Regions from separate parts of the Homo sapiens genome. Here region 1 is linked to region 2. A link is an interaction called in ENCODE POLR2A ChIA-PET data of the cell type or tissue named here. Cell type or tissue: K562. All regions are shown on one strand. Links, peaks and the distances in the headings refer to the core of each region. The heading gives the core; the rest is flanking DNA. Region 1 overlaps MAN2B1 (mannosidase alpha class 2B member 1). Region 2 has its middle 50 kb from the start of ZNF44.

Region 1 (5,378 bases), core at 325-5,324, 410 kb after region 2:
AGAACTCACAAGACTTTTAGGGGCCTGTGGGAACGTTTTAACTTCTTTTATTTTATTTTAATAAAAATATGAAAAAGATGTTTTCTTCCTAACATGAACAGTCCTACTGCAGAACTTCTTTTATTTTATTTTATTGAGACAGGGTCTCACTTTGTCACCCAGGCTGGAGTGCAGTGGCATGATCTCGGCTCACTGCAACCTCTGCCACCTGGGCTCAAGCAATCCTCCTTCCTCAGCCCCCAAGTAGCTGGGATTACAGACGTGTACCACCACCCCCAGCTAATTTTTTGTAGAGACTGGGTTTCACCATGTTGCCCAAGCTGGTCTCAAACTCCTGAGCTCAGTAGATCCACCCACCTCAGCCTCCCGTGGTGCTAGAATTACAGGTATAATCCACGATGCCTGGCCTATTTTATTATTATTCTTTTCAGACAGGGTTTCACTCTGTTGCCAGGATGGAGTACAGTGGGACAATCATTACTCACTGCAACCTCGAACTCCCCAGCTCAAACAAACCTCCCATCTGGGCCTCCCAATTAGCTGGGACAACTCCTGGGCTCAAGTGATCCTCCCGCTTCAGCCTCCCAAAGAGCTAGGAGTAGACACATGAGCAACAATGACTGGCAAAAGCCAAAGTCTTCCTGTTGGTCCTCAAGGCCCTCAAGGTCTGACCTGTCACCCGTTCACCCTGCTTCAGCCACACTGAGCTCCTTGTGGCTCCTGGAATTCTGCACACTCTCCTGCTCGAAGGCTTTTATGCCTGTTATTCTCTCCCCACCTGGATCTCTCTTCCTTCAAATAGCCACACGGCTCCCTCCCTCAGGTCATATCTTAAATGTCACCTTTATCGGGAACACCTTCCCTGAAACGTCCCTGCCAAAATTGCGAACCACCACCTGCCACCAACTCTGACATGTCTGTCAAGTGTCACCCATGATCACACTGGGTCCTCATAACAGTCCCAGGAAAGGACACTGAGGCTCAGACAAAGGTCACTTGCTCAAGGACACACAATGAGGGGAGTTGTGACAGGAGGTCATAAGCCTAGGGACCTGCTGACCCAGAGTCCACACAGCTCACCATGACACTTCAAATTTGTCACAGGAGCAGGAAAGGGGATTGAAATGGGGTCTCACCTCATTTTCGATGGTTAAAGCAGGGGACCAGGATCTTCTGGGGATGGGCTGTGGTGCGCGGGCCTGGGGCTTCCAGCGAGGCACCTGGGCTACTGAATAGGTGCTGAAGCCCAGGGCGGGCAGTGAGGCTGAGAACAGCAGCTCCGGAGGGTGCGCCTGGCTGTCTGAGCTGGGAAATATTACCACCTCGGATAAAGGAGGAGGGAAACTGAGTCAAGAGTACCCATGGAAAGCTATACATGCATGGAGACAAAAAACTCAAGGAAGGAAAAGAGTCCTGAGATGGGGAAAGGAAATGGAGGTGTGTGTGGTGGGGGGACAGTCAGATTCCAAGGAAATGATTGCAGAGAAGATTCACCAGGTGGAAAAAAAAACCCACCGGGAGGGTGGAGAGACCATGGAGTCGGGGGAGTGAAGGAGGAAGTAGGGGAAGAAACCCTTGAGGCAGGTTCTCGGGGGAGGAAGAGGTTTGGGGGAGGACGTTTTCTGGAATGAAGGAGATGTCCATAAACAGCAATAAATTTTCCTGGGGAAGCGGGGTATTAAAATGGAGGACCAGCCAGGCACGGTGGCTCATGCCTATAATCCAGCAGGCGGAGTTTGAAGTGAGCCAAGATCGCGCCACTGCACTCCAGCCTGGGTGACAGAGCGAGACTCCGTCTCAAAAAAAAAAAAAAAAGGGAGGACCACTCACAGGAGGCATATGTTCCCAAGGGGAGACTGATATTAAGGGGCAGAGGGAGAAGATACAAGAGGGGGGAAGAGATATGCATGAGTGGGAGGTATTCATGGAAGCAGGCGATATCCATGGGGGCGATGAGGAAATGCCCACTGGGGGAGGAGTCCCAGCGGGGGAATATTCGTTGTTTGGGCTCACATCGCTGGGCACTGTCCTGCCATTGGGGTCCTTCACAACGAAAACGCCTTCGCTGACCGGCAGCCGTACCATCCAATTCACCTTCCGCCCCAGGGGATTATAAACGATGACCTGGAACTGGGGAGGCGGGGGTCAGAGAGGGCATGGGTCACAGCAGGCCTTCTCCAAACCCACCCACTTTGCACAGAAACACCCCTGGCTGGTCCTAGTGTGGTCACGGCACTTAAGGCCAAGCCCCCTCGAGATGCGTTGTTCTCTCTGCTGACCCAGCTTCGCAGCCCACGTAATTTCACTCCTGTATAGTCCTCCAAAAACATTTTCCAACTACCCCCTCTAAAGCCCATCTGCCCTAGATCCACCCCTCCCGTCCCGGCTCACGCGCGCCGCCGTCTGGCTGAGCGGGCAGATGCTGATGTTTAGCTGTTGGCAAAAGGTGAAGTGATCTTTGAAGCCTCTGAGCCGCGCCAGCGCGTTGCTCAGAAGAACCTGCGGAAGAGCGCAAAGGGACCGGTGGGTTCAGGACGCCAGGCCTGACTCCTCCCCTCTCCTCAGGCCCCGCCCCGTTCCGGTCTCTGTCCCGCCTCCCTCAAGAGTCGCCCCAAAACCCCTTCTAGCCCCACCCTGCTGCCCTTGACTATACCCCATAGCTGTCTCCGCCTCCTCTTGCCCACGCCCCGCCTCCTTCCCCCCTCCAAAGCCCCGCCCCGTTCCTGTATCTTTCCCCGCCTCCTACAAGCCCCGCCCCCACGAGCCCTTGTAGCCCCGCCACAGGGCTCTCGGCTACGCCTCACACCTGTCTCTGTCCCCTTTCCCAGGCCCTGGCCCCGCCCCTTCCTGTCTCCACCCCCGTGTCTCCCAAGTCTCGCCCCGCGCACCTCGCAAGGCCCCCAGCCTGCCGCAAGCTGGCGCGCGTAGTCGTTGGCCACGTGCTGGCGGGAGGTGCCGCTGACGGCGTCGTGATGCTGGAGCACAGCCATCGCCTCATCTGCTCATAGACAATGAGTCCGGTGAGGTTCTGTGGGACTCAGCTGAGACCCCAAGGGGAAGCGAAAGGTCCGGTGCTGGCGGGCAGGATTCTTAGAGGCTTTAAGAAGGAACTCGAGGACGGCTGGGGGCGGTGGCTCACGCCTGTAATCCCAGCACTTTGAGAGACCGAGGCGGGCGGATCACGAGGTCAGATCGAGACCATCCTGGCTAACATGGTGAAACCCCGTCTCTACTAAAAATACAAAAAATTAGCCGGGCGTGGTGGTGGGCGCCTGTAGTCCCAGCTACTCGGGAGGCTGAGTCAGGAGAATGGCGTGAACACGGGAGGTGGAGCTTGCAGTGAGCCGAGATCGCACCACTGCACTCCAGCCTGGGAGACAAATCGAGACTCCGTCTCAAAAAAAAAAAAAAAAAAAAAAAAAAAGAAGAAACTCGAGGGGGGCGGCCTAGGGGTGGTTTCCAACTTCAGCCGCAAACCTCTTCCCCTCTTGGGCCCGACACTTACTGAGGGGTGCACTGTCTCCGGAGCCATAGGGTCCCACGTTGGCCGCCAGGCCCACCAGCGCCTCCAGCTGGTTGCACACCTGGAGGCAGAGGGGTATGTTGGGGCGCCCAGCCTGTCGGGCCTCGGGGCTGCATGCCCCCTCTAGCCCGGCTCCTACCCACCTGCAGGAAGTTGTAGCTGAGGCGCTCGTAGCGTTTGAGGGCCGGCCGACTGGAAAAGTAACCGGTCCAGAACTGGTGGGGGCCATCCGCGTAAGGGAAGAAGTCGTCATGTTTCACTGACCTACAGCGGCAGGGGCATTGAGGGCAGGGTCATGACCCACGGGGCATGCCAACCCCCCCAAGCTCCCCAGTTTCCCCAAATACCAGGTGAGGTTGGCCTTGTTCAGCTCCCAGAGGTAACAAGCGGGGGTGGAGTAGAGAACATGGACACTGCTTCCTTTTGCCTGCTGCTGGGGGAGGCGACGGAGTGAGCCCTCGGGAGTCCGCACCTTCCTGGGGGCCCACACTTCCACACATGTGTGCACATTCATGCATCCCATAGGTTCAGTTTCTCTAAATACATATTTGGCGTGCAAGCCAATGGTTGGGTGTGAAAATGAATTTTGGCTGAAGTCAAACATGACCACTAGCCTTTTTTAAAAGGATTTCAGAGATGCAAGAATAAACCTGAAATTTTACTAAACTTTTACAATAATTCCAACTTTATTATTAAAAACTTTTGTGGAAAAACTAAGTGTGACATTATAGGGCAGGAATAATCGTTTTGCAGGACTGTCAGATTGTTACCAAAAAACACAACTTTTTTTTTTTGGGACGGAGTCTTACTTTGTTGCCCAGGCTGTAGTGCAGTGGCTCAATCTCAGCTCACTGCAAGCTCCACCTCTTGGGTTCACGCCATTCTCCAGCCTCAGCCTCATGAGTACCTGGGACTACAGGTGCCCGCCACCACACCCGGCTAATTTTTTGCATTTTTTAGTAGAGACGGAGTTTCACCGTGTTAGCCAGGATGGTCTCGATCTCCTGACCTCATGATCCGCCCGCCTCAGCCTCCCAAAGTGCTGGGATTACAGGCATGAGCCACCGTGCCCGGCCTAGACACAATTTTTATAATGAATGGAGGTGCACTTTCACCTGAGCAAGGTGGAGGAACAAGAAAGTGACCTATGTGAGGAAAAGGATGTTTGTTTTGCACGAGCTGTGTCCCCCAATGTACACAGTAGGTGCTCAATAAACTTTTTTTTTTTTTTTTTTTTTTGAGACTGAGTCTGACTCTGTCGCCCAAGCTGGAGTGCAGTGGCACGATCTCAGCTGGCTGCAAACTCCGCCTCCCAGGTTCCAGCGATTCTCCTGCCTCAGCCTGCCGAGTAGCTGGTCTTACAGATGAGTGCCATCACGCCCACCTAATTTGTAGTATTTTTAGTAGAGACAAGGTTTCACCATGTTGGCCAGGCTGGTCTCCAACTCCTGTCTTCAAGTGATCCGCCCACCTCAGATTACAATCCCAACACTTTGGGAGGCCAAGGCGGACGGATCACCTGAGGTCAGGAGTTTTGAGACCAGCCTGGCCAACATAGTGAAACCCTGCCTCTACTAAAAATACAAAAATTAGCCAGGGTTGGTGGCACATGCCTGTAGTCCCAGCTACTTGGGAGGCTGAGGCAGGAGAATCACTAGAACCCAGGAGGCAGAGGTTGCCATGAGGCAAGATCATGCCACTGCACTCCAGCCTGGGTGACAAAGCAAGACTCTTGTCTCAATAAATAAATAAATAAATAAAATTTTAAAAAGAAAAAATAAATAAAAATAAATGACATAAAAGAGCTGTTTTGGTGAAATAGCAGTGCTGGGAGCGAGTGGAAGGTGGGAATGGA
Region 2 (5,378 bases), core at 184-5,183:
ATAGTAAGACCTATATAGTAAGACCTTGTCTCTCCAAAAAAAAAAAAAAAAAAAAATATGATTTAAAAAATTACCTGGGCATGGTAGTGTGCACCTGTAGTCCCAGCTATTCAGGAGGCTGAGGTGGGAGGATCATTTGCTTGGGAGGCAGCAGTTTCAGTGAGCCAAGAGAACACTACTGAACTCCAGCCTGGGTGACAGGGAGACCCTGTCTGAAAGAAAAAAAATTAAAAACTAAAGACACAATTTGAGCTACTAGAAAGGAAAACAACAATGCCTGGTATAAAATATGCACTGGATTGAATAACCAGATCAGATATTTCAGGAAGAAATTAAGACCCAGCAATAGAAATGACATAATTTTAAATACATGCACTTAACAAATTGCCAAAATACGTCATGCAAGAACACACAGAACTGCAAGGTGACACAGAAAAATTCACAGTTAACTGAAGACTTCAACACTTCTCAGTAATACAAAGATCCAACAGGCGTAGATTCAGTAAACATTCCTTTTTTATTTTAAAATACTTCACAAAGATTGTATATGTTCATGATGTACAGTTATGTTTTGATGTATATATATACATTCTGTAATGGTTACCACAGTCAAATTAACACATTGATGACCACCCATGCTGTACATTAAATCTCCAGAACGTGTTCACCTTACAACTTGGTTTTTAACCTTTGACCAACATTTCTCCATTTTCCCTACCTTCTGGACTCTAGTAACCACCGTTCCTCCCTCTGCCTCGGAGTTTAAGTTTTTAATATTCCACAATTAAGTGGGATCATGAAGTATTTGCCTATGTCTGCCTTATTTTATAGTGTCCACCAGGTTTATTCATGTGACAAATGTCAGGATTTCCTTTTTACGGCTGAGTAATATTCTGTTTAAATATACATCACACTTTCTTTATTCATCCATTAATGGATGCTAAGTTTGTTTCCATATGTTGACTATTGTGAATAATGCTGTAATGAACATATGCGAGTGGCAGATATCTCTTTGAAATACTGATCACTGCCTTTGGTCATATATGCATATACCCAGGAGTGAGACTGTTGGATCACATGGTAGTTTTTGTTTTTTTTTGCAGAACCTCCATATTGTTTTTCACAATGGCTGTACCAATGTACATTCCCACCAACAGTATACAAAGCTTCCTTTTTCTCTGTACTCTAACACTAATCTCTCTTGATAGTACCCATCCTTGCATGTATGAGGTAACATGTAATTGTGGTTTTGATTTGAATTTCTCTAATGATTAGTGATATTAAGTCCCTTTTCATTTGCTTTCCGGCCATTTGTATGTCTTCTTTGAAAAAAATGTCCACTCAGGGTTTTTAAATTTATTTTTTCTTATTGTTTTTACCCCTTGCAGAAACCAGTCTATTTTTCTTAATTTGTTAGTTTTTTGAGATGAGAGGGGTCTCATTATGTTACCCAGGTTGGTGTCGAACTCCTGGATTCAAACGATCTTCCTGACTCACACTTCTGAGTACTGGGACTACAATTGGGCACCACTATGCCCAGCTAATAATTTATTTATTTATTTATTTTAGACATGAAGTCTCCCTATGTCGCCCAGGTTGGTCCCAGATTCCTAGCCTCAGGCACTCCTCCCAAGTACGTGGAATTATAGGCATAAGCCACGGCACCTGGCCTCCTAAACTTATGAGTGTTCCAACTTGTAATAGACTTTGAAACATATACAACTTGTTGGTGCGTCCCAGGCCAATCCTCACATTTGGCTTTGATTAGCCTTTATCAAATTATTCTGCCTCAACAGACTTAATTTTGGTCAACAATTTAACTGAGGTACTTTATAGATAACAGTGTCCATTATACCACAGGAAATACTTCAGTGTTTAAATAATGAGAAAAGCAAAAGCTGTTCCCAATGACAGCTGCTCCCCAACTCACCACAAGGCGAAGTCTTACCCTGTTGAAAACTGTAACAAACCTCCATCAGACAAAGCTACCAGGTGACCATAATGGATCAAAATGAAATTCTGTAACCATGTCTCCGATAACCTAAAAGAAAACAGACTCCAAACTTTAAAAATGACCAGAAATCTCCTAATATGACTTGTGCTTCTTATGAATTAGTGTTAGTGCCACTCTATTCTTTCTGCCTCCTAGATAAGAACTATTAGAATTTTCCAAGGATGGAATTGAGTTCACCTAACAGCATCCAATACAAACACCTCACTTTGTTGAATGGCAATGAAATCACCTAAAAGAAACACAAATCCTATAAGAAGTCCTCTTGAGCACCCTCTTATGGATAACCCTCCGTCATTGATGCTTTGTGTTCATCCTTATTACAACTCTTTACATGCCACTCTTTGACTATAGGTGTGATTCTAGTGGTCTCTGGCAAGATGGCACAGACAAAAGCATGCTTTGTTCCTGTGGTATTCTAAATGAGAAATTAGATTCATGAGAAAAATTGTGACCATGTAAGAATTTTAAAAAATTTTTTCCTTTACATTTTCTTTAACATTTTTTAAAGAAAAAAAGTACTTGGACTTATATGCAAATGGTAATACTGACTCATTATTTAGAATGTATAATGAATAACCTGACAAAATTACAAAGTTGACCTGAAAATGCATAATTGCAATGGGATATTTTAATATATATTCTCAGGTAATGGAAAATATTAATACAATAGTTGTTAGTATACAAGTTGTTTTAAAAGAGTTAATAAAATATTTCTAAGAAATACCTGCAGAAGTTGTTTGATAAAAATGCATTGTTTTTATCATGTACAAACATAATTGAGAATGTGCACATGATCACATTTGGCTATAATTGGAAATTCTCACGATCTGCCTGACCTAAGACATTTGTTTTCACATAGACTGTGTCAGAGCAGTTACTGCACAATGCAACAGAGGAACAAGCCCCCATGTTGTTCTATGTGACTGTATCACTGTAGCTGTCACAGGGAAATCAGGAACACAGTTATTACCAGTATTAACAGAATGAAGTGTTTACTATGCAAATTAGATCTTGTTTGAATATAATCTAGAGATGAGGGGAGTCAGAACAACAGAAAATATCCTCAACCATGACAGTTTTAATTAGTTGCCTGGTGGATTATGTTGATGTGGGTAATGTTGTTAACTAAATTTTCTAGAATCTTTTTTTTTTCCATGTTAGAATTCACCAATAGCCTAATGACATGAAAGCTGGGAGGCAGAACTTAAGAAGGCTGCAAGGGGACTGCGTGGACACCGGCCTCCTGCCTGTTTTCCTGATACTTTGTCCTGACAATCAAGAGTTTCTTTAAAACACCACTGTCTACTTCTGTTTTCTCAGACAGGTAGAGTTCCACAGATGTCTCCACCATCTTCACATCAAAGATATAATTTGCAGTTTGGATTTTCCTGCAAGCCCTCATTTGTCCCTATGCATCTGTCTGTCTCCACGCAGATGGGTCCAAAACCTGACTAATGCCTTCTTCAGTTCTGCCTTCCAACTTTCATGTCAGGCTACTGCTGAATTCCAGCATGGAATCCAAAAGGGAATAGATTCTAGAAAATTTAGTTCACGTTACCCATAATCACATAGCACAATCTAAGAGGCACACCTCCAACCTAGATTGTGTTGTCCTATCACAGATCTTACTTCTTAATTCAAAGTCTATCATCCATATCTTGGCCAGAAAGAAAAAGAGCAAAATATGGAAATAATGTATATAAGACTATATTGTATAACCTTGGCCCACTATTCATTAGCAAGGGAAATAAAATAAGGCTCTTCTAACCAAAAAGAAGAAAGGTTTTCTCCTGAGGAAGGTGGAATATATATATAATGGATAAGGGAAAGCCAATACCTGCCACAGGATGCCAGTAGAAAACTCCCAGTACCAAACTGTCATTTTTCAATGGCCCAGAACTATTAAAACATTTTATTAACTGACTTAAGGAATTTTATTTAAAAATTTTATTAACTGACTTAAGGAAAAAACACTACCAATTATACTTCTGCACTATTTCTTAAAGAGTATTTACAGAATAATCTCACCTCAATGTTCATTTATGAAAATAAGTAGGAACCCAGAGTGCAGAGATCCACTTTAAGAATGTGGCACTAAGCCAGGCAACGCAGCACACATCTGTAGTCCCAGCTGCTCAGGAAGCTGAGGTGGGAGGATCTCATGAGCCTAGAAGTCCGCGGCCAGCCTGGGCAACATGGCAAGACCCATCTCAAAAAAAAAAATAAAACAAAAAAACTGGCCCAGTGTGGTGGCTCATACCTATAATCCCAGCACTTTGCTGGGCTGAGGTGGGAGGATTACTTGAGGTCAGGGGAGTTGGCGACCAGCCTGGGCAAGATAATGTTGCCTGTCTCTACAAATATATACGTATATATATACATATATAAAAATATTTTAAAATAAAAATATATTAAAAACTAGGAAGAATCAAAAAGGGATGTGGCACTGATAAATACATTTATAATATTTTTTCATGGCATGAATTTTCTAGAGCATTCTACCTGAATTAAGTTATATCAGGCTTTCCTGTATTACTTACATTCATGCAACTACCCTCCAGTATGAACTTTCATATCAACTTTGAAAATCGTTAAAATTGAAAAACTTTCGATATTTACATTTATAGTTTCTATTCAGCGTGCACTTTCTTCACATGGTATTGTAAGGATGCACGCCAAATGAAGGCGTTGCCACAATCCTTACATTTATAAGGTTTCTCTCCAGTGTGCATTCTCATGTGCACTCGAAAGCCTGTAAGGAAACTGAAGGGTTTTCCACATTCTTTACATTCATAGGGTTTCTCTCCAGTATGAATTCGTTCATGTATATGAATATAACTGGAACTACTGAAGGCTTTACCACACTGTTTACATTCATAAGGTTTCTCTCCAGTGTGGGTTCTTTCATGTATCTGGAAACCTGCAAGAGTAATGTATGTTTTCCCACATTTTTTACATTCATACTGTTTCTTTGCAGTGTGCATCCTTTCATGTCTTCGGGCAGAACTGCAACAATAAAAGGCTTTCCCACATTCCTTACATTTGTAGGGTTTCTCTCCAGTATGAGTCCTTTCATGTCTTTGAGCTGAGTAGTAGTATCTAAATGCTTTTCCACATTTTTTACACTCAAAGGGTTTATCTCCAGTGTGAGTACTTTCATGTGCTTGAAAACCTAAAGGAGACAAGTAAGTTTTCCCACACAGTTTACATTCATAGTGTTTCTGTGCAGTGTGATTCCTCTCATGTTTTTGAGCAGTACAGTGGTAACTGAAGGCTTTCCCACATTCCTTGCATTTGTAGGGTTTCTCTCCAGTATGAGTCTTTTCATGTCTTTGAGCAGAGTTGTGATATACGAACACTTTCC

The links. ChIA-PET counts read pairs that join two places held together with the same protein. Peaks named below come from ENCODE experiments on the same cell type or tissue, not always from the same donor. Only the 100,000 strongest peaks of a DNase experiment are listed, where the experiment ranks them.
Region 1: POLR2A ChIA-PET joins it to region 2 with 7 read pairs; 2 of 35 experiments call an interaction of 5 or more read pairs at or near these places.

What each region holds. Positions count from the first base shown.
Region 1 is chr19:12,654,558-12,659,935 of GRCh38, forward strand. MAN2B1 (mannosidase alpha class 2B member 1) reads right to left here. Exons shown (of 24, transcript NM_000528.4): 8 at 3,871-3,953; 9 at 3,667-3,787; 10 at 3,506-3,584; 11 at 2,889-2,998; 12 at 2,392-2,499; 13 at 2,014-2,130; 14 at 1,137-1,322. Among named protein-coding and RNA genes, the nearest start is that of MAN2B1, 9.5 kb to the right of the region's middle. RefSeq lists a silencer at 2,764-2,964. In K562, for the core only: no CTCF peak of the experiment used is centred there; a DNase peak (open chromatin) is centred at 2,714.
Region 2 is chr19:12,242,633-12,248,010 of GRCh38, forward strand. It overlaps a transcript of ZNF44 not described here. Among named protein-coding and RNA genes, the nearest start is that of ZNF44, 50 kb to the right of the region's middle. In K562, for the core only: a CTCF peak has its summit at 1,942; no DNase peak of the experiment used is centred there.